Linked DNA regions of Mus musculus: regions 1 and 2 are each linked to region 3. The links are chromatin loops, found by intact Hi-C in ENCODE. Cell type or tissue: heart. All regions are shown on one strand.

Region 1 (8,000 bases), 310 kb before region 3:
GTCAGAGGTCAGAGGACAATGTATAAGAGTCTGTCCTCTCCTACCTTTATGTGGGTCCCAGGATCAAACTCAGGTAATCACACTTGCAATGTCAGATACCAAATGACTTACCCACTGAGCCACCTTGCCAACCCCCAGGCATATATTTCCTATTGCCCACCTATTATTTTAACAAGGACAAAGCCAGGTGTGATAGCACCTGCCTTTAAACCCAGCACTTAAGAGGCAGGGTCTGGCCAATGTGTGTGATTTAAGGCCAGCCTAATCTACATGAGTTCTAGATTGACCAGAGCGACACAGTGAGATCCTGTCTCTAGAAAAAGAAAGGAGGAAGGAAAAGAGACTCGGAAGTGGAAAGTATTCACCTTAGTGGTAGCCAGCAGAAGGCTGTAAGGATGAGAATCCACAGGCTGGGCTGGCACACACCTAGCTCTCACACCCTCCTCCTCCCTCCCTCCCAACCTCTGCAGAGACCGGAGTCGGTCACCAGCAGTCTAGCCCAGCAGCTCTTCCTCTGGGTCAAGCTCAGGCTTCCAACTTGATCATCGTAGTGTTTTGTGCAGTCCTCCCCAGGGCGTGCAGTCTCAGTGTATGAAAAAATAGCTTGCTTCTAAAGACAGTTCCAGTGTCATCAAGAAACAATGGAGGATGGAGGGAGGCAGGCAACAATTCTTTCCTTTCTTTAAAAGGAAAGGATCCAAAATAAGAATTCAGCTTAAAAGTGGAAAAGGTGGGCTGACAGATTTCTCATTTGGTAAAAGTGCTTGCACCAAGTCTGATAATCTGAGTTTGATCCTTGGGATCAAAGTGGTTGAAGGGGTTCTGCAATTATTCTCTGAGCTCCATACAAACTAACTCATCTCTCTCTCTCTCTCTCTCTCTCTCTCTCTCTCTGTCTGTCTCTGTCTCTTTCCCTCCCTCCCTCTCTCTCCCCTCCCTCTCTCTCCCCTCCTTCTCTTCCCCTCCCCTCCGTCCCTTCCTCTCTCTGTACTCACACACACACACACACACACACATGTGTGCACACCCACGCTCACTCTCAAAGTGATATATAAGGTCTGCTCTGTGCTTGATAAATCCCTGCACTTAGAAAGTGAGGGATGGCTTGAATCAACTGAAGAGGGCAGAGAGATACATCTAAGGATGCTGCACTTACAAATAGCCTGCAGTCATCCTGCCCTGCTCCTGACAATAACTCATGTATCTTCAGAAACTGCAGACTCTCCAGTGGACAGTTTCACACCAAAGGGCATATAACTTGTGTAAGCTGTAATTACCAAAAATAAATAAGCGCTTGTCGGAGCACTGATGGAAAGTTGAAATATTTATATGGCAGCCCTTAAAAATGCAGAGAAAAGCTATTTTAAACATGTTCTGAGCCATGGGCTCTCTCAGTCCTGAATGAGCAGGGAGCATGGATTCAGATGAATCTAGAAGCAGGCACTGTAATTCCCATCAAAGGGGCTACTATTGTTTTGTCCTTTGTGATAGATTAAAATGCAAATCTAGATTAGTAAAGTGATCAAGCAGTCTCCTGTGTCGGGACACAAGTTACATTGGTATTAGCACATCACAGTGCGAGCACCGTCTAAATAGAGAAGTCCCCACTCACCATTACCAGGTGCTTGCTTCTTACTTCAAATCTGTAGCTGCTATTTTGCGCAGGTGCTCCTGTGGGCTTATCAGAGCATGGAAGTAATGGTCCCATGAGGGTTCTTCTGTCTTCCAGCTGGATGGTAGTACTTGTAGGATGTCATTTCTTTTAAGACACATGCTGATTTTAGGGGTTGGGAGGAAAAGCAAAGAGATGCTTCTGTCAGACTAGTGTGACTGGGGTGACATCCATACAAGAGCAGACAGAGTGCCTATAAGATGGTATAGCTGGTGGCTGGGTAAATTCCCCATTTCTGTGGTCCTGGGGATCTACAGTACAGTCAAAAGGCTTCCACAGGACGCATGCTCAATTAGACAAGGAGCAGCGTCCCTCTTCTAGAAGGCCCTCAACACACTTGGTCCTTCAACTGGCACAACCTCCAGTGGCCTGGGAAGAGTCTCTGTGAGAGACTGTCTACACCCTGCACTGGGTGGGCATGAGGGCATGCCTGAGGAGAATTGTCTTAATGAAGCTAATGGGTGTGGGAAAGCCCACTGAGGGCAGCACCACTCCCTAGGTGGGGATTTCTGAACTATATGAGAGGGGAAACGAAGCTGAGCAGAAGCAAGAAGTGAGCATGCGTACATCCATCTCTCTGTGTGATGCCACTGACCAACTGTCACAGGCTCTTGCCACTGTGACTTCCCACAGTGATGGAATGTAGCCTGGAACTATCAGCCAACATACATTTTCTCTACTGGGTTGGGTTTTTTTGGGGGGAGGGGGTTATTTTATCACAGCAACAAAAAATGGAATTAGAATGGACCGTAAATTAAAATCTTTGAATAAAAATCACATCCATACTGAAAATATCCGTACTTTTCTTGTCATGATTCTATAAGCAATATAAAATGACAGTATATAATGGCCTTTATATTGTATAAGGTATTTGAATAATACAGAGACGCCTAAAGCATACAAAAGGATTGCATAGGATTGCAAACACCCGGCCATTTTTGACCGGACACTCAAACACCCCCAGATTTGATTATGTGGGGTGGGACCCCAGAACAGTCCTAGGCTTTACTGTAGAGATGTGGTCATTGTGTGTTGTCATAGGTGAACGCGTGAAAGAATAGGCACAACTTAGGTTTTCTGTGACCCAGGATAACAGCTGCTCTTTTCCCTTCCCACTGCAGAGAAACTGGAGAGTGAGAAGCTCAACGTGGCCGAGGTTACGCAGTCGGAGATCGCCCAGAAACAGAAGCTACAGACTGTGCTGGAGAAGATCAATGAGACCCTGAAGCTTCCTCCCAGGAGCATCAAGTGGAACGTGGACTGTGAGTTAGGAGAGGAGGACTGTGCAACGACACTAGCCCCTAAGGGTCCCCCACCATTCCTAAACTGTCACCTGGGACGCCAAGTCATTTCTCTTTGAGAAATAACCTTTGACAGGAAAGATAGCCTATCATACAAACCCTTGGGGGTGGAAATAATAATAAAATGTCCAGGTCTGTGTTCCTTTGTCTGGAAGGCTTTCAGGTCAGCTTGGTAAGGAAATGATGTGTTCCGGAAGGCACTTCCGAGGCCCACACAGCCTGCTGAGAGCCGTGCTGTCTCCAGCATGTAGGAACTTGGGGAAGCTGAGGGTCACAGGTCCAAACAGCTGAGAGGCCAAGAGTGAGGCTTCAGTTCTGCCCACACCCTGTCACTTCTACCCTGCTCCTCAGAAGGAGTACAGATACCAAGCACTAGAAAGGGTTTGTTTTAATGTTTTATTTACTAGAGAGATAGACAGACAGACAGACAGACAGACAGACTGACTGACACATAGCAGGGAAGGGGGAATGTTCATGCCATGGTACATATCAGGATACAACTTTATAGAGTCAGTTCTCTCCTGTTGCTGTACATGGATTCATTTGCTTGACTGCTTCTACTCGGCTTGAGTTCTTCTCCACTTGCAGAGTTCAGCACCCCTGCCTAGGGAATGGTGGCCCCCGTACTGGGTAGTCTTGCGGCTATGAGGTCACTTACAGTGAAGGCAGATCATTTCCTTTCCTAGGTTTGAAGACATAATTTTTAACTCCTAAGTGGGGGAATCCATTTTAAGTCTTATAAATGGGATGGGTAACCTCTGCCACATTTCTATTACATCAGTTAGCTTACAGACACAGAGGCCAATCCAGTGCAACCAATCTTTTACTGAGACTCTCTTCCCAGGTGAATCTGATTCTAGGTCATGTCAAGTTGACAGTCATTCGCCAGGCTATACAGCAAGCACCTTTACAGACTGAACCATCTTTCCACCCCTACCTAGTACAGGACTTTTTAAGTTCCACCTTTCACAGGTAGTAGAGCTCAAAGATTTCAGAAAAATATAGAACCATTTATTCTTTTTTAATATTTTTATATGCAATATGCATAGGTGTTTTGTCTGATATAGAGCCCACAAAGGCTAAAAGAAGGTGTCAGCTCCCCTGGGACTGGAGCTCACAAACAGTTGTGAGCTGTTGTGTGGGTAGTGGGAATCAAACCTCAGTCCTCTGGAAGAGCAACTAGTGCTCTGAACCTCTGGGTCATCTCCCCAGCCCAGGGAACATTCATTCTTTTGCAGCCTCAAGATGCCTTGGCATCTGATAGAAACCCAAAGTCAGATTCAACAGTAAATGAATGGGTCACATGACACTAGCAATGACAGCCAATCCCTAATCAGGGAGTTTTCTGATTTTTCTCTTTGTAAATAAACAAATGCATGTTTTTTTTTTACAGTGAGAATAAAATGGTTAGACCGTGTTTGGATCTAAGTATTAGAATCCTCCTCCCCCACCAGTGACCTCATAGCTGCCAGGAGCTGTCTTCTGTCCTCATTTCTGACATCTGCCATTGGAGCCAAAACACCCACTACCTCCTTCAGCATAATTATACCACTGCTGGCATAGAACAGTGTGATAAGCTGGGAACAGGGCATTCTCTGCTTACCCAAAGTCACCTGAGGGTTGAGGACAGGACCTGGCTTTAGGCCCCAGAGGCTGCCCTGCTAAGGAGCCCTATTTCCCTGTGTACCTGGGAAATTAAATCATGGTCAGAAAAGGAGACATGAGGCCGAGCATATGACTTACTGGGTAAAGTGCTTGCCTCGCAAGCCTTGGATAGAGCCCCAGTGCCCATTTATTTTTAAAAACTTAAAAGCTCAGAGTAGTGCCACTTACCTGTAATTTCAGTGCTCATGAGGCAGAGACAGGAGAGCTCTGGAATTCTCTGGCCAACCCTGGCTAAGTGAGTCACTGAACTCCAGGTTCAGTGAGAGATGCTGTCTCAAAAATACAAAGTGGATGGAGCATTGAGGAAAACACTTGATCGCCTGATATTGACCTCTGGCCTCACACATATACAGCACGCATACACACACACACACACACACACACACACACACACACACACACTTTGCAAGCTGGCTGCTAATATCAGAGGGATTTAGTTGGATGTCTTTGCTGTCTCTCTGTTTACTTCTTGTGAATTAGTCTCCCTGGCTGGATCTCCAGAATGGAGATGGATTAGCGGGTCAAAAGAGATAATTATTCTCTTGGCTGCTCCCTGTGATGCCTCAGGGCATCAAGAAGAGCTGGATCTTGTTTACAAGAAGAAGCAGTGTGTTCTAGAAGGAACAGAGCAGGCACAACTCACAGGGAGAAGTTCTCTCCTTTCTCTCTAATCGGGCCTGACTGTGCGTTTGGGGACACGGTGTCGCCTTTATGCTCAGGACAAGGGTGGCAGGGACAGGCTGCTGAGTTACCAAGGTCTTTGATCTAGGACTTTAGGGATTTCTTTCTTTCCTGTTCATGAACAGTATTTTTTTACTATTGAAAATTTAGAAAATGCCAGTGTATAAAAACATTGAAATATCAATGTCCATTTCAATCCTCTCAGCACTCGCTCACCCAGCTCAGGTAATTCTTTCCACCACCCTCATCTCCCAGATGGGGAAATCAAGGCACAGAGGAGGTATGACACTACAAATGTTTATACCAGGGTCAGGAAGTCTAGCGTCTTCCGCTATCGCTTCCCCAGAGCAAGGAAGGGTGACTGGTACAGTCCATGTCCCCTGAAGGAGCACTGCTGCCCTGCCTACAGAGTGATGACAGGGGAGCCAGGAATCTGATTCAGAGAGCCACTTGCAGAGCCAGGCTGTGCACTGACTGAGCCTGTGTACGAGGCCTCCACAGCTGCCTACCTAGAGATGGGCCCTGAAAATTTTGGAGTATTACTGCAAGGTGTGTGTTTGTCCATCTGTGGGTGTCTGTGTGTGTAATAAAGAGTGTCTAGAACATGCTTTTTGTTTTCTCACATATGAATACACATGGATGCATGTATAGATAGGAATCTCCCTGTATCCTAAGGGGATGTCTTTCAACATGCCGGGGGATGCCTGCACCGTGGGTAGCTGTCCACATTGCGGGCACAGACACACAAATGGAATAGCTTTTCCATCTTTTTCATTATTTTAAGTTAGCATGCAAAGTACAGAGTTATGATGCTGTGCCCTTTCATACCTTTGTGTCACTCATCAGCTCTAACTCCTCCTCCTCACCCACTGCTCTCTCCCTCCTTCCTGCCCCCTCTTGCTCACTCCTTCCTCAGCCCAGATAGTACCTCATTCTGTTTTCATGTCACATGCATCCCATTCCCTCTCTTCTCCCCTGTCCTTTAAGATCTCGTCCTCCTCCTTCTTCTCCTCCCTATCTCACACGCATGCATGTACGCGTGTACACACACACACACACACAAAGAAAACAGCCATAGCTTATTTCGCCTGTTGATCTCCAGTTGTATCCATTTGCCTGTAAATGTCATGACTTTGTTTTCCTCTATAGCTGAATTAAATTGTTCCATCGTATACATACACTGTGTCTGTTCATCTGTTGATGGACATCAAGGCCAGTTCCATTTCCTGGCTCTTGTGAGTAGCGCAGCAGTAAACATAGATGTGCATGTAACTCCATGGCATGGCCACATAGCATCTTTGGGATACACCCAGGAGTGATCTAGCTGTTGTGTATGGTAGTTCTATTTTTAGTTTTTTAAGGAACCACCATGCTGATTTCTGTATTGGCCCCACCGGTGTCCACTCCCACCAGTGTGAATGAGGCTTCCTCATTCTCCGTAGCCTCACCGGAATTTGTTGTTTGTTCTCCTGGTGGTAGTCATTCTAACTGGATAGAATCTCACAGTACTTTTAATTTGCATTGCCTTGATGGTTAAGGAAGTAGAGCACAATATAATAATAATAGTAGTAATAATAATAATAAAATTTGCATTTCTTGTGAGAAATTTGCAAATTATACATGTATAATTTGCATTATCTCTTGAGAAATGTCTATTCAGTGCATTTACCCAGTCATTCATTGGATGGTTGAGAGGGTAGAGTGATGTTTAATTCTTTAAGGTTCTTTACAGCTGCTACATCTTATGGCACAGGAGCTAGCAAGATTTTCTCCCATGCTGTAGGCCGTTTCCTTACGCTGATTGTTTCCTCTGCTCTGCAGACATTTTTTAATTACCCATAGTCCCATTTTTCAGTTCACGGGGTCATTTCCCAAGACACTGGGTTCTTTGTGGGAAGTCTTTGTCTATGCCTGTGTAGACGTCTTTTGCTTGGGTTTTCTATCAGCAGCTTCAACTTTTCAGGTCCCACGTTAAGATCTTTGATCGTTTGAGTTGATTGTCACTCACGGTGAGAGATACAGATCTAGTTTCATTCTTTTGCAAGGGGTTGAGTGCTTGGCTTTCCCGGCACCACTTGTTAGAGGCCATTTTTTTCTCCAGGAAATGCTTTTCTGCATCCCTGTTGAAAACCAGGTGACTGTAGCCACAGGTTTATTTCCTGGTGTCCTACGCTCCCCTATTGGTCTACAGGTTTGTTTTTGTGTACCTGCCATCGATGTCTTTTCTAGCCTAACAACACATTTATCACACACAATGACCACCACTCCTGTCCCTTAAGGTATAACAACAAAATGAACATGAAGGGCTGGAGAAATGACTCGGCAGTTCAGAGCTGCTCTTTTAGAGGCCTGGGTTCCATTCCCAGCACCCATGTGACAGCTCATAACCATCTGCAACCCCAGCAAAGGGAAATCTGATAACTTCCTGTGGTCTCTGTGGATACCAGGTACACACATTGTGCACAGACAGACATGCATACAGGCAAAACATCCACACACATGGAGTAAATAAATAAATCTCATTTTTAAACTACCATGAATATTCTTTTTCATAATTAAGTAGAATGTGCATTCTTACTATGGCTATCAGAATCTCAGTACTCAGGTTTTTCTCTATTATTGAATTCTCTCCCTTTAACTTAAAGGCAGCCCTTCATGCCTTCACTTCAGCATGTCTGCGT
Region 2 (8,000 bases), 200 kb before region 3:
GAGGTAGGGTCTCACATAGAATGGGATCCTCCTGCCTCCACCTCCTGATTGTAGCGATGCATGGCACCATGTTCTGTTTAGGCAGTGCTAGGTATGGAAGCCAGGGCTTCATGCATGATGGCTTCTACCAACTGTGTCTTTAGCCCATGATTTTAAGCCACTAAATTGAAGGGTCAGTTGTCAATCAATCGAAATATGCAATGTTCTGGAGTTCTCAACTGTAGTCCATCACTGTTCTTGTGTCTATTTCCTTTCTCTTCTGTGAGGTTCGCTCTTCCTCGGATTTAGGAAGATTGGGAGGCTGCATGCAAGAAGCCCTGGGTTCCAGCTGGGGAAAAGGCTCAGCAGTTAAGAACACTTGTTGCTCTTGAAGAGGACCCAGGCTCAGTTCCCAACACTCACTTGGCTGCTCACACTAACTATAACTCTAGTTCCAAGGGATCCAATGACCTCATCTGAATTTTAAGAGTATGGGGCATGTACTGCACATACACTTAGGCAGAGCACAAAATAAATAAAATCTTAAAGTTTTTAAAAGGAGTCCTGGGTTCCATCCTCAGTACCACACTAACTGGGCAAACTGGTCTATACCAGTTATCCAAATAAGCAGGGGGTACATGAGTTCCAGTCAAAAACAAAAAATCCAGGAATGGTGGCATACACCTTTAATTCCAGCACTTTTAAGGCAGAGCCTGGCAGTGAATTTCTGGGAGTTCAAGGAGACTCTATCTCAAAAAAAACAAAACCAACCGTAACAAACAAAAAAAGAAAGAAAGAAAGAAAGAAAGAAAGAAAGAAAGAAATTCATAAATAAATGCATGTTTGTGCTTGTGACTGTCATCTCTCTCTCATTCCACCAAAGTGATAACTATCATTTAAAAATAGCAGTTTCTAATCTAAACAACTACCAAAGTTGCCTACAGGGAGCATCTTTAATGAGGCCTGAATGAACTTGGGGTCACACTAAGGTGCCATTATCGTCACAGCCTTCAGCATTAATGGACTCCTGCAGTCCCCTGCCTCTCTGCCTGAAATGGTCTTAGATTGCACAGTAATGAAGAGTGAGCGGCTGCCTTTTTGAGAGGTTCCGCTGCCCAGAGCACACTGGATGCCAGGTTTCTTGGGCAACTCTGATTCTGCAGTTTCTGTCATAGTTCAGATGCACACAGGCTTTTGTCAGAGCTCCTGTTCCCAGATGGGGTGTGGGAATTGTGGGTGCAAACCTTTTTACACGTGCATTTCTTTGGTTTGCATGGTCCAAACCCAGGACCTGCAGAGCCGCCTTGAAGAGAAGCAGGCTCCACCCCACAGCTTTATCTACCAGAGGGCACTCCTGGAGGGAGATCCCAGGACAACAAAACTGAATTTCTCCTTCCTGTTTCTTTGTTTTGTGTTTTGTTTTATTTTCTTTGTTTTGTTTGCTCTTTTTAAAAAATATTTAGTTAGTTAGAGTTTTCCAGTACTCAAAAGGCTAAAACCCTACACCCAACTAGCCATCATTGCTGGGATTCAAGCACAGCTCCACCCCCCCCCACCCCCCCACCCCCCTTCCAGCAGCCTTCCCTCCTGGGCATCCGGTCTCTAGCCTTCTTATCTAGCATTCCTTCCCAGCCCTACCCTGGATACTGTCACAGGCTCCTACCAGTCCTCCCCTTGCTGGCCCTGCTTGCAGCATGTGACAGATAGCCTGCTTGCCTTTCTCACTTGGAACTATGGAGCAGAGTCCTCCCCTGGATCCTGTGCTATTATTAGGAAGACCAATACCTCTGCCAGTTGGTTCCTGCACTCTAAACTAGGGTTCCACTCTCCCAAGACAGTGGCTCTTAAGCAGTGCCTTCACACCCTCACACACAGGGACAATATGGTAGCGACAATCCCAACTGTGACATCTAACCACACATGGGAATCTCTGGGAGTTTTGTATGTTTGGTTTGGTTTTGGTTTTCTATTTGTTCATTGTTTTTGAAACAAGAGTCTTATACAGCTCAGGCTGGCCTTGTACCTCCTTCGCCAAGTAGACCACCACGCCTAGCTCTTTCTCTTCTTCCTCTTTTTCTTTTTCTTCTTTCATTCCAGCTTTTCTACAAAAGGTTTCATTAAGTAGCTCGGACAGATCTAGAACTTTTTATGTAGCCCAGGCTGGCCTTGAACTCTTGATCTTAATGCCTTTGCCTTCAGGGTGCTAGGATGTGAACTACTATGCCTAACAAAAGAATGAACAGCTTGCACTCTCTCTTATATCCACTCCTACCTCTGTGGTTCTCTATTAAAGGGGGAAATAGCTGTTAATCAGGTAGACAGGGTATGGTGATGGACACCTAAACTCCTAGCACTTGGGCAGCAGAGGAGGAGTGGAAGATTGGAGGCCCTGCTGATCTTAGAGAGTTCCAAGCCAGTGAGGGCTCCTTTAAGACCCCAGGGATGGCTGATCCTTATCCTTAACTTGATGGGATGTAGAGTCATCTGTAGACACATTTCTGAATGTTTCTGGGAGGATGTTTCCCAAGAGATTTAACCCAAGAAGGGATAAGACTCTTCTGAATATGGGTAGTAGCATCCCATAGGCTAGGGTACTGGTATGAATAAAAAGGAGAGAGAAATGACAGCGAGCTAAGCATCACTGGGCACAGTGTGACTGGCCGTATCACATTTCTGTAGCCACACTTTCCCACTGTGGAGTACTGTACCCCCTTAAACTGTGAGCCAGAACAACCCCTTCTTTTCTTCCCTAAGTTGCTTTCTCTCACAGATACCCCAAAGAAAGAAACAAATAATGAGACTCCTCTCTACCTTCTCATTCTAGGAGGCTGTGGATTCACCTGCCACTCCCCATCCAATGCCATCAACCTAGTACTAGAGGTTCTACTGTACAACAAAACAGCCAAGAGGACTACAGTTTTCCTTTCATTCAGTGTGTACTTCCATGTTTAACACTGTCCTCACATATGGTAAGCTACAAATATCAGATAAGCTGCCACCACCCCAAACCCACACCACCCCTACTTCATGTGCTCGTAGGGTGAGTTTTCCATGTAGAAAGCATTACAAGAGGAAAGGAGGACAACTACCCTCCTGTTCCTTCTCTGCATAAAAAGGCATGGCCCACTTACAAAGTGGGTCTCCATCCCAGATTTGGTGGAATAAAGCAGAGGCTATACATGGGAAGAAGAAAGATCTATGGGGCCTGTATGGGAGGAACTGTCTGGAACAGAGAGTAAAAAACTTTACACCTGTCTACCTTAGTTATTGTTCTATCACTGTGAAGAGACACCATGACCAAGGCAACTCTTATAAAAGACATCATTTAACTGGGAGATGGCTTATAGTTTTAGAGAGTCAGTCTATTAACATCATGCCAAGGATAGACAGACATGGCGTTGCAGTAGTAGCTGAGAACTACACATCCTCATCTGTAGGTAGGGGTGGGGGTAGGGTGGGAGGGGGGAGGAGGAAGTAGGAGGTGGGGAGAAGGGGCCCAGAGTGAGCTTTTTGGGAACCCCCAAGCCTACCCCCAGTGATATACCTCCTTCAACAAGGCCACATCTCCTAACTCTTCCCAAACTTCTACCAACTGGTGACTAAGCATGCAAATTTATGAGCCTACACAGGAACTCTCATTCAAACCATTGCACCATCTGAGAGCATGGAGACCTTGAAGATGAGGTGAAAGATGACAAAGAGGAAGGAGGCCGCTTGCTCAGTAACGTGAGCAAACCAACAGAAGAGACAGAAGTTTGACAGAACCAGGGCAAGAGGCCCGCTGTGACTGAGTCAACACTGAGACATTGCACATGCTCAAGGCTACCCCACATGTAGGATGTGGGGCTGGGCGTGAAGGATACCCCTGGGCTTCACACAGGTCATCATTACAAGGTGAAGTTTTGCTTGAATAGGCTGCTTAAAGCCAGTCTGAGTAATAAGTTCCTTTGCCCCAGAGGGGCAGCTACTAAGAGGCTGAGCTTAAAAATAAAAGTCACGCAAAACCACTGGAAGTCTGGAAGACTATACATACATACACAGGATTTCAACCTCTGTGGAGCCCTCAGAGAGGAAGTTCTGAGCCCATAGCTGACTGTGGAGCAATGTAAACTTCCTGAACTATGAGAGCAGACTGTAATCCACATAAGCATCCAACGTAAAAGCTACGTTTCCGGTCTGGCATGTAAAAAGCCAGAAGCCTCCCTCCTCACAATGACAAAAAGCTAAGTAAATTGGAAATTCAACCCCTTCTTCCAAGGTCCATTAGAGAAGTGAGGTCATATAGCAAGCCTCTGCTCCCAAATTGGAGAGACTTATAAGCAAACACAAGAGAGTCACATCTTACCAGGTCTGGAATCCAAAAGCTGAAACTTCCCTAGTGGTTCTGCCAGGATTGAGCACATCTGCACTAGGTTGATAAAATACTGCAGGCGCCGCGTGGGCAAGCCTGGGAGATGAAAACTCCAGGGACACCCCGTTCTTGGGGCTCCCAGACTCCTGTGAATTTTGCATCCTGGAGCTCTGATAGGTTCTCATGGTGACTGTCTGAGAAATGCCACCCCCACCCCCAGTGCTTCTGGTAGAGAGAGAAGAGAAACCATGTTGAAATACCAAGCACATTCCAATCTTCTTAGCAACTCCTGCCCCCGGGAGAAATGATTTAACTAGAGCTGAACCAGCTGGAGGTTTAGCAAAGCAGAAATGACAGGGAAAGGGGAGACGCTCAACTCCAGCTGGCTCTCGCCTTCCACGGGGAAGAAAAGAAATACTGAATTCCAGCTCCTTCTAATCCTGCACATGGGCAAGAACCATACCCAGCCCACTCCTGTCTGTTGCCCAAACCAACGGGACTTGCTGGGAAGTATTTGTGATGTTCACAGCCTAAAACCACAGGCTCACTGTGAGACGGAGAGCTAACACAGCCTAGAGTCCTGCATCATACCCAGCTCCTTGCCACCACCTTCTGAGAGAACTAGGGTGACAGTCCCTTCTACCCTAGACATCATGCACAACTCCAACTATCAAGAAAATAATTACAGGGCCTGAAGAGTCAGCTCAGTGGTTAAGAGCACTGGCTGTTCCTTTAGTGGACCTGGTTTAATTCCCATTACTCATATGACAGCTCAAATCTGACTGTAACTCGACTTCCAAGGATCCAATGCTGCCTTCTGACCTCAGGCACCAGGGATACACAAGATGCATGTGTGTGCGTAGAGGCAAAATACCAATACAGAAAAATAAAACCAATTTTGTGTGTGTGCCTGTGTGTAGTTGTGTGTGAATTACAAACTGGGCATATTGCTTCATTGCTGTAATGTTAGCACTCTAGAAGCTGAGGTGTTGTGAGTTCAAAGCTAGTGCCACAGAGTAAGACCCCCCTTCTCTCTCTCTCTCTCTCTCTCTCTCTCTCTCTCTCACACACACACACACACACACACACACACACACACACACCCCATACTAAAAGTAAAAAAACAGGAGTGTGCTGGGAACTGAATTCTGGTCTTCAATGTCCCTAACTCTGGTTAACATTGGTAGCATGTGCAGAGATTTATTTATAGGTCAAATTCTGCCCCAAGAATTTCCTGCCCTATAAACTTCTTCCAGCTTTCTTTTCTTCCCACTTCCTTTGGAATGACTTCACTCCTTTCTTTCCAGTCTCCTAATCTCCAGCCCACTAGGGTTCTTTTGCATATGACTGTTAAAGGTTCTAGCATCATTTGTTGAAAGTCCATACTTTCTCCATCCAGTGGACTTGGTGTCTTTGTCAAAGACAGGCTGATCACCTTTCTCTGGGTCTGGCTTGGTACTACCTTGCTTATTTTTTCACCAACACCACACTGCCTTGATTACTGAAGCCTTCTAGGGAGCATTAGAGTTGTCATAAGTTGTGTTACTTTTTGATAGCTGTTGGTAAAATACCGTGACCAAGGTAACTTATGAACAGACGGGTACGATTGTGCTTACAGTTTCAGAGCATTGTTGTCCATCATGGCAGAGCAGATGTTTTCTGGCAGGAACAATTGAGAGCTCACACCTCCCACCTCAAGCATGAGGTAAAGAACACTAGCTCAAAATGCTGTGAATCTTTTGAAACCTCAAAGCCAGCCCAGTGACACACCTCCTCCAACAGGACCACACCCTCTAATCCTTCCCAAACAGTTCCACTAGCTGGGGACCAAATATTCCAACATATGGGCCTATGGGGCCATTCTTATTTAGACCACTACACAGTGTGAGAGTAAACCACCCTCCACAGGCAGTCTGTCTTTTCTGTAGTGTCAGATTCTGTGGGTCATGTTTCTCTCCACATTAACGTTAGAATCTTATCCCCTGCCTCTTGAGTGCTAGGATTAAAGGCATGAGCCACCATACCTGCTCAAAGGAAATATCTTTTGTGTTGGTTTAAATGAAAATGGCCCCTATTAGCTCACTGGGAGTGGCATTATTAGGAGGTGTGGCTTTGCTGGAGGAAGTGTCACTGGGGGTAGGCTTTAAGGTTTCAGAAGCCCATCTCCAGCATCATTTCTGCCTGCATGCTGCCATGCTTCCCACCATGATAACAATGGAGTAAATCTCTGAACCGTAAGCCAGCCCCAACTAAATGCTTTCCTTCATAAGAGTTGCCGTGATCATGGTGTCTCCTCATGACAATAGAAACCTTAAGTAAGACATTTTTTAAATGTATAATATTAGTTTGTTAATATATATATACAATAACTTGCAGAGATTTTCTTTATTCATGCATTACTGTCTTACAGTAGATGATTTACATTTGCATAATAAGAACTAATAAAGATGAAAGGGGTCAAGATCAAAATCCAACGGAAACTCAAGGGAAACGGCGAAATGTGGAGAAGCGTGCAAAACCTGAACAGCAGAACTCTTCGTCGAGTTACTGATCAGATGGAGAAATGTGTCAGGAAGTAAATTTGAGCAGCAACTCCTAACACAGCAAATTTAGGGATTTAAAAGTCTTAGAAGTGGTCATATGCTAATCTAATTGATGGTGGCTGTGTAGGTTTTAAATGCAGAACTGTTAACATGTGCAGGGGTTTAATTATAGGACAACTTTCTGCTCCAAGAATCTTCTTCCCCGTAGACTCCTTCCAGGCTCCACTTCCTCTGGAATAGCTTTACTTCTCTCTTTCCAGTCTCCTAAGCCTAAAAGGTTGGCTTTGGATCTGCTGCTTTTCTCGCACAGGATGGCTTGTGTGTACTTAACACAAGGCATATGTCTACAGTGCCAGGGCTGAGGAGGCAGAAGCAGGGGGACTGCTGCAAGTTTGAGACTGATTTCCTTAAAACTTGAAAAAGGGAACATACACTCTTGCTAGAAATGATACTGTCACACTGTTAGGGAGCATCACAGAAGGGAGCCAGCCCCTCCAGGAGCCTCCAAAGGCAGTCATGAAGGTTGAGAGGCAATAGCTTATAATAGCAGTACCAGTATAACATTGGCCAAAGTCCTTAAACTGTCTATCTAACACTTCATGGAACCAGACACGATGGCTCATTTGTATAATTCCAGCACTCAGGAGGCAGAGAGGAGGTAGGCTTGTCATGACTTCAAGATCAGCCTGGACCACATAGAGATCTTGTCTCAAAACAAAACACGAATCAATCAAGGCCAGCCTTAGCTATATGAGACCATGTCTCTAAGTAAATAAGTAAATGAAATTAATCCAAATAAATTAGTTAATATAGCAGTCATGGGATGGAGAGATGCTCAGCACTTGCTGCTCTCATGGAGGACCCTGAGTTCAGTTTCCAGCATCTACACAGCAGCTCACAACAGCTATAACTTCAGTTTCAGGGGGTGTGACACCTTCTTCTGATTTCCATGGGTATCAGGCACACATGTGATGCACATACATATGTGCAGGCAAACACACTGTAGAGTGAAATAAAATAAAATAAATCTAAGAGAAAAAATTCTACCAGTCAATAAAAAAATCAAGATAGTAAGAAAAATTAGAAGTGTACAAGATCTGAATAGATATAGAAAAGATATTTGAGAA
Region 3 (8,000 bases):
AGCCAGGGCTGTGAGGGAGTAAAGTGGATACCAGAAACTGAAGCTCTTGAGACCCGAGCAAGGACATAGCTGCCAGGTATGCTCGTCTCCAGTGGCAGGTGTCACCCAGGAAGAACCCTGCTGGGCTAATAGTCCGTACAGGTGATGACATGGGCCACCTGCTTGTTGTTTCTGCTTGGAGGCTGGCCTGGTCTTCCCCCTGTGTCTTGTGTTTGTTTCAGAGTGCTTTGCCATTCAGCCCATCATTCTGTCCTCTTCAGATAGCTTCTGATTTCCTCCCTTTGCAGAGGAGGAAGCAGGCCAGGCACATTTGGTCACTTAAGGTGTATAGGTAGCAAACAGAAGGACTGGACTGCATTTCTCCTGAAGTGTCCTCTCATCACACCCATGCCGAAGGACCCCTGAACTGCCTGTGTGGTCCTCCATAGACCTAGATGAGCCTAGATGAGCTCTCCCCCTGTGCCCGATTAACACACATCGGATTTCTTGACCACAGTTCCTCCATGTGGCTGGAACATTCCAGAAGCTTCAGGTGCTGAATTCCCCTAGAGCCTGCACACACCCTCCCCTTCATTTTAAATCAGAGATTACGCACCTATAAGTGGTTTTATACTTCACTGTTCAGGAAATGTAGCTGGCACCATCCCATAGACTGAGTTCCCAAACTGAATAAAAAGGAAGTACACTGAAGGTCAACTAGACATAGTCTGCCACGGCCTACTACCGGTGTAAAATAGCTCTCTTCCCTCACAGTTGAAAGTTGCTTGCTCTTCTGCTCCTGCAGAGAACTCACCCATCTACAACTCCCCCCACCCTCTTCTGGCCATCAGAGGCATGCGCACTGAAAGACTCATACACATGTGAAAGACAAATGCACATGATGAAAACTAAAATCTTTACAAATAAAAGTTGCTTGATCTTTAGTTTAAAATGTCTACCTTGAACGCTAGACATGTAGCTTAGTTGGAGAAGGCTTATTGAGTATGTACATGCCAAGCCCTGGGTTCCACCCACGACACCTCAGCACTGAGACAGTATAGTTTCAGACAATGAAAATACTTTCTAATGTATCTTGATGTTTCTGACTTGGGGCATGATGTTTAGTAATTTCGGATTTCACCAACTAAAACCATAATTTTGTGTTCCCTAGTCTCTCCTTCCTTCACACAGCCATTTTTCAGTTAAATGTATATAGGGGCAGTTGGTAGAGTGCTTGCCTAGCATGCTTGGAGCCTTGGGTTTGCTTGCCAGCATCATGTAGCCTAAGCATGATGGTGTGTGCCAGCATTTGGGAGCTAGAGACAGGAGGACCAGGAGTTTACTGCCATTCCGTGGATCCATAAGCCACCCTGAGTTGAGTGAGTAGAGGCTGAAAATTGTGTATCTTTCATTTTAATGGAAACATGAGGGTCCAAAGTATGCTCTGTGTACTGGAGGAGAAAAGTGGTAGTTGACTCATTGAAGTGAAAGGGAATTATCCAAGTTATGTAAAGCATCCACCAGCATCTGAAGCACACCGGTCCTTGCAGTGACCTCACTGGGCAAACGCTCTGTGCTGGCCCCGATAGGCCCGAGTGCTGCTTCAGAATTAAGATCAGGCTGAAAAATTCGAAACACGTGGATGATTTCTTCGGTTCTTGAGACTTTGTGTGACTTCCGTGGCATTCATTACATTGCACTTTGATGCTAAGATAGACACATTGAGGTCATTTAAAATTCTCCATTGGTATATTTCAGAAACTTTTGGAAATAGTTAAAATTTAACATGAAACCATTAGACACATTCATTTGCTAAGGAGCCCAGCAAAGTGGCCAGTTTCAAGGACCACAACTAAATTAAATGTTGCAGTTGGAATCTCTAGGTCTTTACCCCATGTCAACTGCAGGGGTATTTCTTCTGCTTCTCTCCAGCAATGTTGGCTCATTTCAATCACACGTGATAATGCACTCTTATCTTAAAGCCAGGAGTTGGCTCTGAGCTTAAGAATATTTTCTTGCAGCCGGGCGTGGTGGCACATGCCTTTAATCCCAGCACTTGAGAGGCAGAGACAGGCGGATTTCTGAGTTCGAGGCCAGCCTGGTCTACAAAGTGAGTTCCAGGACAGCCAGGGCTACATGGAGAAACCCTGTCTCGAAAAACAACAACAACAACAAAAAAAGAATATTTTCTTGCTGGGCAGTGGTGGCGCATGCCTTTAATCTCAGCACTTGGGAGGCAGAGGCAGGCAGATTTCTGAATTCGAGGCCAGCCTGGTCTACAGAGTGAGTTCCAGGACAGCCTAGGCTACACAGAGAAACCCTGTCTCAAAAAACAAAAGAAAAAAATATTTTCTGCTCTTGCAGAGGACTGATTGATGTTCAGTTCACAGCCACCCTATCAGGCAGCTCACCATGGGTCTGTAGGCACCTGTGCTCATGTATACAACCCTACACAGAGACAGATACACGTGCATATACATAATTGAAATAAAATAGATCTTAAAGAATATTCTCAGTAGAACTTCTGTTCTCACTAGAGAGAAAAAAAAAAAGAAACAAAGCAGCCAGGCACAGTGATGGTGAATTGGTGTACTCTGTAGCTCCACACTGAAATAGGTCACTTCCTGGATAAGAGGCTTGAAGGGGATTCTGTCTCATAGGCAGCTTTGAACCCTGGTCTTCTGTACCATGATTGCTTAGTTGCCTAAGAGCTTGGGACCTAGCCTGCCTCCCTGGTACAGGGCTGCACAGTCAGTGCCAGCCTTGTTTGAAACCCTGCTGGCTCACCACACAACACTGTTGTCATCCCTGAGGACTTCTCAATTTTGTCACTATCATATGGACAGTGCTAGTTTCATTAGCAATTATGACCAGTGCCTCTTAAAACTTTCCTATGTGCCAACTTTCCTATGTGTTAACTTATTTAATCCTTATGAAGTAGTTTGTCTAATGTTAGACTGCCAGCTGATACTCAAAATGGGATTCATATCCAGATCAGATGACTCTGAGTCCTGATACTGTGACCAAAAGGCTGTCTGGTCCATTTATGTCTGAGGAGTTGCCTGTGATCATGGCCCAAGGCTGTGAGGTTCTAATGGAAGAATAATGGGTGGGTGCACGCCCCCTGCTGGCGCTGGGGTCCATGTACAACAGATGGCAGCACTTCCTCAAGTTGGTGGTTGTTTGTGTTGGTAGAAAACCAGCAAGGCAGTCCCTCTGTTACCTTTGGCTCCACTAGAGACTGAGAGAAAAACAGCAGAGGGTGAAGAAAGAAGGAAGAACCTAAAAAAACAAAGACTGTTTTAGAAATGATTGAGACTGCTTGAAATTACACTTTCTACATGGTTTCAGTGTTGTGCATCAAGGGGCTTAAAGAAGTACAAGCTCAAGCCGGGCGTGGTGGTGCACACCTTTAATCCCAGCACTTTGGAGGCAGAGGCAGGCGGATTTCTGAGTTCAAGGCCAGCCTGGTCTACAAAGTGAGTTCCAGGACAGCCAGGGCTATACAGAGAAACCCTGCCTCCAAAAACCAAACAAACAAACAAAACAAAAGAAGTGCAAACTCCCACAGGTGCTGGCTTTTTTAAAGGGCCAGTCCTGGAATCAGGACCTGTGTCTGGAGGGAGTGTTTGGCAGTTGCTTCCGTGTATATACAAAATCTCATAGTCGGACGCTGTGCGTGGTGTCCTGTGTATGCCTGTTAAATCCTGGGTAGTTAGTTCCTCAGTCCCTGCCCCGTCTCAGTCCTGGGACAAGGAAGGTCCCTTAGTTGAGCGTTGCCCCTCTATTCACCCCCAGCATAACCCCTCCCTGTCAGTTTTCCTCCGTGCCAGGCTCCATGTTTCCTGTCCACTGTGGTCTAAGTGCCAGAATGACCAGGCGCTGAGAGCAGGGTTGCTCAGATGACAGCCGTATTAGAGAAGGGGACACTGGTGAGGAGATGACACATGGTCCAGCTCTCTGATGTGTCACTGGAGCACCCCTGAGCAGGGTAGGTGCCCTGAGTTTGCCTTTGTGTGCCTGCACGGTACACCAGCCTTCCTTAGCCACACCATCAGCACTGTGCTAGGCATTGTGCCCTGAAAATGTGAGCCCTCCAGGAGAAAGGCTGAGTGACCCCAGTTTGCAGCTGAGCGCTCTGTGAAGCCAGAGAAACAAAGAATGTCCTTACCTGAACTCTTCCTCCTCGATTTAATGACGTCTGTATTGCATACAAAGATAGGATTCCTTGACTTATCAGCAGTGTGAGCCTGTTTCCCGGCTTTGATGTAGGGTCTCTGAGTAGCTATCTTAATTACAATTTGGTGCTGTCTTTAGGCAGATTGAGTGATGCCAAAATGTGTTTTGAACTGGTCTTAAAATGCTATCACAGGAAATAGGACCAGATGGTAGGTAGTGAGGACAAAACCTTGAGGATTAGCCTGCAAGAGGGAGCAGGTACCTGGAACGGGTGAGCACGCTGATGGAATGCAGAAGCGTATCAAGGAGGAGAGGAAGCTCCTAACGCAGTTTCCTGTCGGCCTCAAACTAAACAAGACACTGGCATTGCTGTTAGGACCCAGCCTTGGAGACCTTGAAGCAGTTCACACATGGATGGAAGAATGGGCTGTTTAAAAAGCCAATGGCTTGAGGCATTTCAGGGAAAATCCAAGGAGTAAGTTACTAATATCTAGGGAGGTCTCTAAGTGGACAGTGCCCTCCCACATAGCTCCTTTCAGTGAGAGGATGGACCATTCACAGATCCGCCTGTGGGGGACAGGGGGTGCGATGGGGGTTGGGGGGAGAATTGCTGCAGGGTGCCCAGGCTAGGGATCCTGCAGAGCCGGCATTCTGATCCTCGTTTCTCGGTGGCTAGAGTCTGGAGCTGGGGATCCTGGGCTCGTGTGAGTCATTTGTCCTTGCCTAAGGGATCCCAAATCCTCTCAGGAGACTTCGGCCTCTGACCCAGCTCTTACTGATGTTCCACAGAAGTACCATCAGATAACCTGAGTCCTTCCAGTAAAGCAATCGGGCCAACATAGGCCCAAAGATGATTTAATTTTCTTATCTTTATAGCTCCTTTCAAAAGCTTAAGTTCCCAGATCCAGTTAAATTCCTTTGTCAGACCGCAGTTCTGACGTTGGCTGGTTCTGGAAATGTCATCTGAACAAGTAAAAGCAAACCAGCATGTAGGAGCCTTTGTGTGAGGAGGGTGTAGAGTTGAGGATGGGTACTGAGTCAGCTGAAGGTTCCAGGCCTCAGGCTATGCAGGGGGTGCTAGAGCACTTACCTTGTCTCATTGAGGGGCGTGGCCATCTGGGCCAATCCCTTTCAGATTCTGTTGCAACTCTCTCTTTCACTTGACCTTCACATTGACCCCTGGAGAAGACCCAGCCATATGTGTCATTTTTGTGTTCAGATGGCACACAGACCAGGTCGCACAGCTCATACATAGAAGGTTCCTACCTGTGCATTCTTAGCATCCTTGACACTTAGAATACTTCATCCCAAAGTATATCTGATCCTCCAGGAGGGTGCTGCCGCTTGGTTTGATGGTTGTCTCGGGCTGGGTGGATCTCTTGGGTTTTCCTCTGTGGTCTTCCAGGGGGACCTGAGAGATGGGGTGGCATCCAAGGCTCTGCATGATGGCCAGACGTGGTGTGATCCCTCAGCTCTCGCCATAGTGAAGGATGCTAAGTTGTCCCACACCAGCACACAGCTTCCCATGGCTGCAGCCTGTCTGCTGGGTGGTTTATATTCTCTGAGCTGGTCTGGGAACTCACCCTCTTTCTTCATTAGCCTTTGGGGAAGAGGCAATTGAAAGCATCTGGAAATGCAGGTTTTATAGACATTTCACAGAGACCCAGCCAGGCTCCATCTGCTTTTCTTGGCGGGTCAGCTTCCCTCCCGCTTGCCATCCCAGTGCCTACCCTTCATTCAGCCATGGTGTCTCTTCAGCTGCACTGGGTGGAAAGAGGAAGCAGGAAGGAGGCATCCCGGTATAACACCCTGAAACTACAAGGGATCGAGCAGCTTGTTGGGTTTAAGCTCTGGAGGAAACTGGTTCACCTTCTCTCTGGCAGCCTCATAGAGACCCATGCAATCCCCATCCTCTCCTGGCTGAATCTGCAAGTCACTCTCTTGGCTTGACTCCACACCCACTCCCTGCCATCAAAGGCTGCCCAGGCCACCCTGAACCCTCAGGTTCAGACAGACAGTCCAGGCTGGATCGTGACAGGAAGCAAAGGCAGGTGATTTGTCCTCTCTCTGATTCAGCTTAGACATTAGTATCCTTCGACATGAATTATTTGTCTTGGTTTCTTTAAATTCCTAAGTGGATTATAATTTTTCTCTTGGTATTATTTGACAGCAGTCATTTTTCAAGGTTTTACTAAGTTCTTCAAATACTTGAAATTTTTGGGAGAAGTTTAGGAAAATATCGCCACCTTCAGGTGGTTTGCTGTAGTGCAGCTCTCAGCTCTATCCCAGGGCACAGAGGGTTATTTGTAGTTTTCCCCTCCCCTCCCCTCCCCTCCCCTCCCCTCTCCTCCCCTCCCCTCCCCTCCCCTCCCCTCCCCTCCCCTTCCCTTCCTCCTTCCCTGCCTCTCTTTCTTCTTTCAAAAATGAAGCGGTCACATTGGAATTCCCTAAATAAGATAGATCATCAGTCCTATTGAGGAAAGAAAAAGGGTTGGGGAGAGAAAGGAAAACCTTGAAGCCCCGCTAGCCATTGAGATCTACTGTCTCAAACTGGGTACATCCCCAGCTGCTCCATCTCATTTTGGAGGACAGGCCTTTTATGCTTCCTCAAAAGGAGCCTCCTGGGTTAGAGTCTGCTATCCTAACGGAAATCAGAAGCTTGGTCATGAACCCACCTCAGCTCCAGTAGTGACAGTAAATAACCTCATGACAGTGGGAATCACCCCGATGAACCTGGCACTTCCCGCCCTGCAGTTCTGTTTTAAGCTTTTCTTTCCATTTCGTAGCTGTTTGAGGGAGTGCACCGATGGTCTCTCCTCAAGTCGGGGACTTTTTTTTTTTTTTTAAAGTACACTGTAGCTGTCTTCAGACGTACCAGAAAAGGGCGTCAGATCTCATTATGGGTGGCTGTGAACCACCATGTGGTTGCTGGGATTTGAACTCAGGACCTTCACAAGAGCAGTCGGGTGCTCTTACCCCCTGAGCCATCTCTCCAGCCCAAGTCGGGGACTTTTACAGTCATGGAATAAAGAGTATCCATGACAGACTCTTGGACAGGCCCAGTTGATAATGTAGTTTCCGTGCATTCTCTCACTAGTCACTAGATTCTCATGCAGGGAAGGCACTGCCTTAGAATGGAGGCAGCTGGGGTAGAGAGGCAGAAAGCCCCAGCCAAGAAGTTTCTAGAAAGTGGATGGAATCAGCTGCAAATCCAGACTGAGAACTCAGCCAACTCCAGCGTCCAGGTCTCTTCATTCCTCTATGGTTTCCATAGGCAGTGAAGATCAAATGGAGCAGGGACCCGGAAGACAGAAACCTTGCTTCAGTGAGGAGGACTGTTGACCCCTCCAGCACCTCCTGTCTGTGACTCTCAGGATTTTCATTCAACCTTTCAGGCTCGTAGTGACAGTGACGACAGACTAGGGTCACAGAGGTAGAAAGAGGAGCTGAGAAACTCCAGATCCCAAGAGATCCTGCCTGTGTTGGGAGTCTCACATGTACACGGTTACCCTAACTGCTGTGAGCTGTCTTAAGCCACAGGAGAGTTTTACAGCGTGACCCATGCTTCTTTGCAGCCCAGGGGCTTGTAGTCAACCGAAGTAGACATCCTGAAAATCATACTTTTGTTTCCTTTCATGTTTTCTTTTTCCTTCCTCATGCCACCCGCCATGTTCCACAGTAGCTTTGCATGGACGGCTAATTGAGCCACATGACCCGTAAGGAAAAGAGCCATATGTTACCCTGTGTCCCTTACTTCCCTGTTCCCTTTGTTAGTGACAGCTATGTACAGCTCTTGCAATTACTTCTTTGTATTTTTTTTAGATGTAATTTGTTACCACTGT

What was found. Hi-C counts contacts between places; a loop is a spot of excess contacts. Peaks named below come from ENCODE experiments on the same cell type or tissue, not always from the same donor. Only the 100,000 strongest peaks of a DNase experiment are listed, where the experiment ranks them.
Region 1: a loop joins it to region 3, with 2.4 times the contacts of the local background. A loop is called at or near these places in 3 of 42 quality-filtered maps.
Region 2: a loop joins it to region 3, with 2.6 times the contacts of the local background. A loop is called at or near these places in 7 of 42 quality-filtered maps.

Annotation. Positions count from the first base shown.
Region 1 is chr7:112,557,136-112,565,135 of GRCm38, forward strand. Parva (parvin, alpha) reads left to right here. Exons shown (of 13, transcript NM_020606.5): 5 at 2,794-2,934. Among named protein-coding and RNA genes, the nearest start is that of Parvaos, 25 kb to the left of the region's middle. In heart, no CTCF peak of the experiment used is centred here; a DNase peak (open chromatin) is centred at 4,566.
Region 2 is chr7:112,658,858-112,666,857 of GRCm38, forward strand. No RefSeq gene overlaps it. Among named protein-coding and RNA genes, the nearest start is that of Gm40451, 12 kb to the right of the region's middle. In heart, a CTCF peak has its summit at 4,357; DNase peaks (open chromatin) are centred at 1,674 and 4,534; H3K4me3 peaks cover 2,267 bases; H3K27ac peaks cover 6,210 bases.
Region 3 is chr7:112,862,836-112,870,835 of GRCm38, forward strand. The region is part of intron 9 of Tead1 (TEA domain family member 1); the gene reads left to right. Among named protein-coding and RNA genes, the nearest start is that of Rassf10, 87 kb to the right of the region's middle. In heart, CTCF peaks have their summits at 3,116 (motif pointing left) and 6,377 (motif pointing left); DNase peaks (open chromatin) are centred at 3,096 and 5,967; H3K27ac peaks cover 1,368 bases.